2 separate regions of the Homo sapiens genome follow, and region 1 is linked to region 2. Evidence: chromatin loops called from intact Hi-C (ENCODE). Cell type or tissue: heart left ventricle. All regions are shown on one strand. Each heading gives the region's core, and the rest is flanking DNA. Links, peaks and the distances in the headings are about the cores only. Region 1 has its middle 18 kb from the start of OPN1LW. Region 2 overlaps MECP2 (methyl-CpG binding protein 2).

Region 1 (2,903 bases), core at 297-2,796, 74 kb after region 2:
AAGTCGTTTTTAAATACTGGAATGGGGCGGGGTGTGGTGCCTCATGCCTGTAACCCCAGCACTTTGGGAAGCTGAGGCAGGTGGATCATCTGAGGTTGGGAGTTTGAGACTAGCCTGGCCAACATGGCAAAACTGGGTCTCTACCAAAGATACAAAAATTATCCGGGCATGGTGGGGTGCACCTGTAGTCCCAGCTACTCAGGAGGCTGAGGCAAGAGAATCGCTTGAACCCGGGAGGCGGAGGTTGCAGTGAGCCGAGATTGCACCAGTGCACCCAAGCCTGGGCAACAGAGAAAGACTCTGTCTCAAAATAAATAAATAAATAAATAAATATTGCAATGGGAAAAGAGAAAAATAAATCATAGAATTTTGGGATATTACACTTTAACAAGTTAAATCAAAACATTTATAAATAGCCATATAAAACCAACCATATAAAACCAGGCTATTAGTAAAAATCTAAATGGTCGTCCTGCTTCCTAAATGTACTCTTTCTCTCAAAAAGTTTTTGGATGAGAGAACATGGAAAACTGGGGATTTTTCCTCCACTGTTACAATGTCCTGCTTGCTCAGTCACAGGATAAGAAACAAGGAAACGCATATTGCTATCAGGCCCAAATTGAACAGTCATGAAGAAGCTTCAGGAATCTCTACTGTGTTAAATACACTTACTAATATTGAAAGGGCTTTATCAACACAGAAGATAGAGAGAGAGGCAGAACAGCATGGCCAAATAGAAGCCTCCAGTGATCATCCCCACTGCGGGAACACCAAATTGAACAACTAGCCACACAAAAAAGCACTTTCCTAATATCCAAAAATCAGGTGAGCGATCACAGGACCTGGTTGAACTTCACATCACTGAAAGAGGCCGTGACAAGGGTAGGAAGGACAGTCTTGAATCACTCCCCGCCCCGCGCCCCAGCCTCAGCCCCGGCACCCCCCACCCCCAGCCCCCGCTCCGCAGCAGCCTCGTGGTGCAGAGAGAGAAGCTGTACACTTGGGGGAGGGAGGGCACGGTGACTGTGGGGCTTTGCGTCGGAACTCAGCGCTGCTGCCGTGTCCCAGCAGAAAGCAACACGGGGCAGAAGTTAGCGGGCGCCCACGAAGGGAGGATTTACATCAGCCCTAGCCGGAGAGGAATCGCCCATCTTCAGCGGATGGAGCCTGAGCTCCAGCAAAGCCTCACCACTGCGGCCTAAAGTATTCAGGGGCCTGAAATATACTTGAAAGGCAGTCTAGGCAACAAGGACGGCAAGTCCCGGGCAAGTCCTGCTGCTGGACTGGGCTCGGAGCCAGCGGACTTGGGGTACAAGCGACTTAGTGAGATAGCAGCCGGGGTAGCTCGGGCCATGCTTACACCTCCCCTCCCCCAAGGCCAGGCAGTGCCGCTCACAGCTCCAGGAGCCCCTCCTTCCTCTTGCTTGAGGAGAGGACACGGAAAAGTGGGGAGGACATTGTCTTGTGTCTTGGATACCAGCTCAACCACAGTAAGATGGGGCACTGGTCAGAGTCGTGAGGCCCCCATTCCAGGCCCTAGCTCCCAGACGACATTTCTAGACACCCTCGGCCGGAAGGGAAGAGAAGGACCCAGTCCTAGCGGGACTCATCACCTGCTGACTGAAGGGCTCTTGGGCACTGAGGAACCAGCAGCCATACCCAGGCCGTACTTGCTGCAGGCCTCGGCTGACACTCAGAGCCGTGCGGGCCCAGCACACTCCCAGCTGCGGTGGCCACAGGCAGAGACCCCTTCGGTTTGAGGAAAAGGGAGGGAAGAGTAAAGGGGACTTTGTCTCGCAGCTTGGGTACCAGCTCGACCACAGCGGAGTAGTGCACCAAGTGGGCTCCTGGGGTCCCCAGTTCCAGTTCCAGGCCTGGGCTCCTGACCTGCCCTAGGGCTAGAGGGGATCCCACTGCCCTGAAGAGAGAGGCTCAGGCATGGCAGCATATTCACCACAAGCTGACTGAGGGCCGTTGGTCCTCGAGTGAACACGAGCGATAGTCTGGCAGTACTCCCCGTGGGCCTGGGGCAGTGGTGGCTGTGGGGTGAGGGTTCTCTGCCTGTGGAAAAGGGAGGCAAGAGTGGGAAGGCCTGTGTCTCGCAGCTTGGGTGCCAGCTTAGCCACAGTAGAATACAGCACCAACTAGATTCCTAAGACTCCCAACTACAGGCACTGGCTCCCAAATGGCATCTCTGTATCCGCCCAGGACTGGGGGGAACTCGCCACCCTGGAGGGGACGACACTGGCCTGGCTGCCTTTGCCACCTGCAAGAACCACAGGGTTACTCGGCTTGGGGTGCCCCCTAAAGCAGATACAGCTGCAGTGACCAAACACTTAGATCCCAAAGGTTAAGGATAAAGAAAGGATCCCAAAAGCAGCAAGAGAAAAGAAACAAATAACATGCAATGGAGGCCGCTGACTTCTCAGTGGAAACCTGACAGGCCAGGAGAGAGTGGCATGACATATTTAAAGTGCTGAAGGAAAAAAAGCTTACCCTAGAATAGTATAACTGGCAAAAATATTCTTCAAACACAAAAGAGAAATAAAGACTTTGCCAGACAAACAAAAGCTGATGGATTTCATCGGTCCCAAACCTGTCCTACAAGAAATGCTAATGGGAGCAGTTCAATCTAAAAGAAAAGGATGTTAATGAGCAATAAGAAATCACTTGAAGGTATAAAATTCAGTGGTAATAGTAAGTACATAAAAAACACAAAACGCTATAACACTGTAACTATGGCATGTTAAGTCCCAGCTACTTGGGAGGCTGAAGTGGGAGGATCAGTCAAGCCCAAGAGTTTGAGGCTGCAGTAAGCCATGTGTGTACCACTGTGCTCCAGCCTGGGTGATGGAATGGGATTCTGTCTCAAAAACAAAACAAAACAAAATGGGGCCTGGCGC
Region 2 (2,903 bases), core at 301-2,800:
GAGGTATGCGCTGAAGGGAGCTCAGTTACGATGGTAAATTCTAAAACAAGTTCGTCTGGTGATGGGCACAGTTCACAAGAGGAGGGAAGACCAATGGAGTCCCAGGGGCATCAAACAGTGGTTGACACTGCAAGCTGGGAAGACAGTAAGTCCTCATCATAGGCAGAGCTAAGTTAGAACTCCGTGGGTGGAGTTCCAGAGATGACCAACTCCAGGATACGACCATGGGAATGAGTGGCAGAAGAGACAGGGAAGGAGCCAGGCACTAGGAGGGCGGCCTACATGCGTGTGTGTGCTGGAGTCAGGAACTGGCACGGAATCCTCAATAAGAGGACTGACTGGGGCAGTGAGCAAGCCCACAATCAGGGGTCTGTGGGCCGAGAGGCTGTGTCACAGTCCCCCTATGCCATGCCTGGAGGCACATGGGATCAGAGACCTCTGAGGACTTGGCAGGAGGCACAGGCGTGGAGAGGCAGGGCCTAACCCAGGTGTGTGTGTCGCGGGGGGGAGGGGGGCGGTGGTTAGGCAGGGCTCTTTGGGGAAGAGATACCTGACAGGGTCTTCAAGGATAAGCACGACAAGGCAAGGCCACAGGGGAAGGAAAGGAGAAGAGAAGGGGACTTGGGCAGGGGAGCCAATGACAAAGGCCAGGAGTGCAAGAAACATGGTACCTGGGAGGAACTACAAGCAGTCCTGGACTGCTGAGGGCTATGTCCATAAGAAAAGCAGCAGCAACAGAAGGGGCCACAAAGAGAAGCAGGAGCCACATGAGGGGCCCTGATGTCACTCAAACACAGGGTGCCACTCTTGGGTTTAAAGCAGGGGAATGAGATTGATGATAGGGATTGTGTGGAAGATAGAGAGGTGGAGGAAAGATCATAAGTTATCATGGGAGTCCCAGAGCAAGATGAGGGATTGAACCAGGACAGCGGTAGAAGGGATGACAGAAGACAAAAGAGGGACAAACAGTTAAAGGAACAATTTGTGGGACTTGGTGGCTCCCTTGGATGTGGGCAGTGAAGGGCAGGGGCCTGTTGGGTTTCCAGCTTGGGTGACTGGTATGGCTATCAACTGTGACAGAAAACAGTGGACATGGCATTTGTCTATTTGGTCTTCTGATCTACCTTATCTTGAAGGAGACAGGGGTGGTAGGGCGCCCAGTGGGTTGAGAAGAATGGAAGGGAGAAAGAGGGCAGAAATCTCTCAAATGTTTTGCACAGTAAAATCTGACTAAAATGCACACACGCCCCACAAGCCTTTTTCTTTTTTTTTCCCCCCAAGAAGCAAAACAAGTTTTATTTCCATAGTAGTTCCTTTTAGTGCTCTCTGTCGCCACCTAATGGATGGCCTGGTGGAAGAGGCTCAAGAGGTAGCAGCCTAGCCTATTCCACGGCAGAGGAATCAAACTCACCCAGGCAGGGAGAACGGGACTGCACCTGGGTGGGGGAGGACCAAAAGAAGCCCAGCTGCTTCTGGAAGATCATTGGGAGTCTCTTCTGGAAGACCAGGGGCTCTTGGAGCTAAAATAGACGTTCGTTCATTAATAATACCTACTTCAACAACTTAAGATCATGTTCAGCGGATGCACATCAACCTTGACTTGTCTGTGCTCCCCAAATCAATATGCCTCAATATTGAGGCATATTGAGGGAACAATCTGTAGATATTCATGAAATTGTCTGGTGGGACAAAAATTGTGGGGCACTTGAGCCTAGCTGAACTCAGTTTTAAGTTCTAGCATTTAACACACCACCTCTAAGTTTACGTGTACTTTATGAGTGCAGGAATGCAACAAAAAAATCTAGTGTAAAGTCCTGGCCCTCAGGGCAAAGCAAGGGAACTACAACTCTTGCTGCGAACTGCCTTCCTCCCACAGATGTGGCACATTCACAAATCACATTCATTGAACAAGAAATGGAACAAGTGCCACACCAGAGGTGACAAGAAGAGGGGACCATACAATAATAGGTAACTTCCCTGTCACACGAGACTGCTTGGAGACAAGGATACAGAGCCCAGCATAGGAGATGGGACAAAATGATGAGGGTCAAGGACCACACCTGGTTTAACTCCCAGTGAAGAGTTTTAGCCAGTAAAGAGCTGCAAGAAGGAAATCACACACCACGAAGAGGCCACTAAGATAAACGCTTGAATCTGATTAAGTTTTCACCTGAAAAGTGTGGGTAAGGACAAGCCTGCCTTGTTGGGTAGTACAGATTCAGTGAATGAGCCCTCAGATCCTGCTGGATCCCGTGATCAGATAAACAGCAGCTTCTCAGGAACCACTGCATGTGAGGTTAGGGTGAGGGGAGGGACCCGATGGAGATCTAATCCCAGGGGTTTGGTCACAGGGGCTGGCGAATGAGAGGTGGAGACCGGGAACATACGCCACTTTTTTTTTTTTTTTTTTTTTTTTTGAGACGGGGTCTCACTGTGTCACCCAGGCTGGAGTGCAGTGGCACCATCTTGGCTCACTGCAACCTCCGCCCCCCAGGTTCAAGCGATTCTCCTGCCTCAGCCACCCAAGTAGCTGGGATTACAGGCGCCTGCCACTGCGCCTGGCTAGTTTTTCTATTTTTAGTAGAGACGGGGTTTCACCATCTCGGCCAGGCTGGTTTTGAACTCCTGACCTCGTGATCCACCCACCTCGGCCTCCCACAGTGCGGGGATTACAGGCGTGAGCCACTGCGCCCGGCCAGCCACTCTTTTTTTTTGAGATGGAGTTTCGCTCTTGTTGGCCGGGCTGGAATGCAATGGCACGATCTCGGCTCACTGCACCCTCCATCTCCCAGGTTCAAGTGATTCTCCTGGCTCAGCCTCCCAAGTAGCTGGGATTACAGGCATGCGCCACCACGCCCAGCTAATTTTGTATTTTTAGTAGGGACGGGATTTCTCCATGTTGG

What was found. Peaks named below come from ENCODE experiments on the same cell type or tissue, not always from the same donor. Only the 100,000 strongest peaks of a DNase experiment are listed, where the experiment ranks them.
Region 1: it touches region 2 in a loop (9-fold over the local background); 2 of 110 quality-filtered maps call a loop at or near these places.

Annotation. Positions count from the first base shown.
Region 1 is chrX:154,124,526-154,127,428 of GRCh38, forward strand. No RefSeq gene overlaps it. Among named protein-coding and RNA genes, the nearest start is that of OPN1LW, 18 kb to the right of the region's middle. In heart left ventricle, for the core only: no CTCF peak of the experiment used is centred there; a DNase peak (open chromatin) is centred at 1,316.
Region 2 is chrX:154,050,063-154,052,965 of GRCh38, forward strand. The region is part of intron 1 of MECP2 (methyl-CpG binding protein 2); the gene reads right to left. Among named protein-coding and RNA genes, the nearest start is that of MIR718, 32 kb to the left of the region's middle. In heart left ventricle, for the core only: a CTCF peak has its summit at 1,336 (motif pointing left); no DNase peak of the experiment used is centred there; H3K27ac peaks cover 237 bases.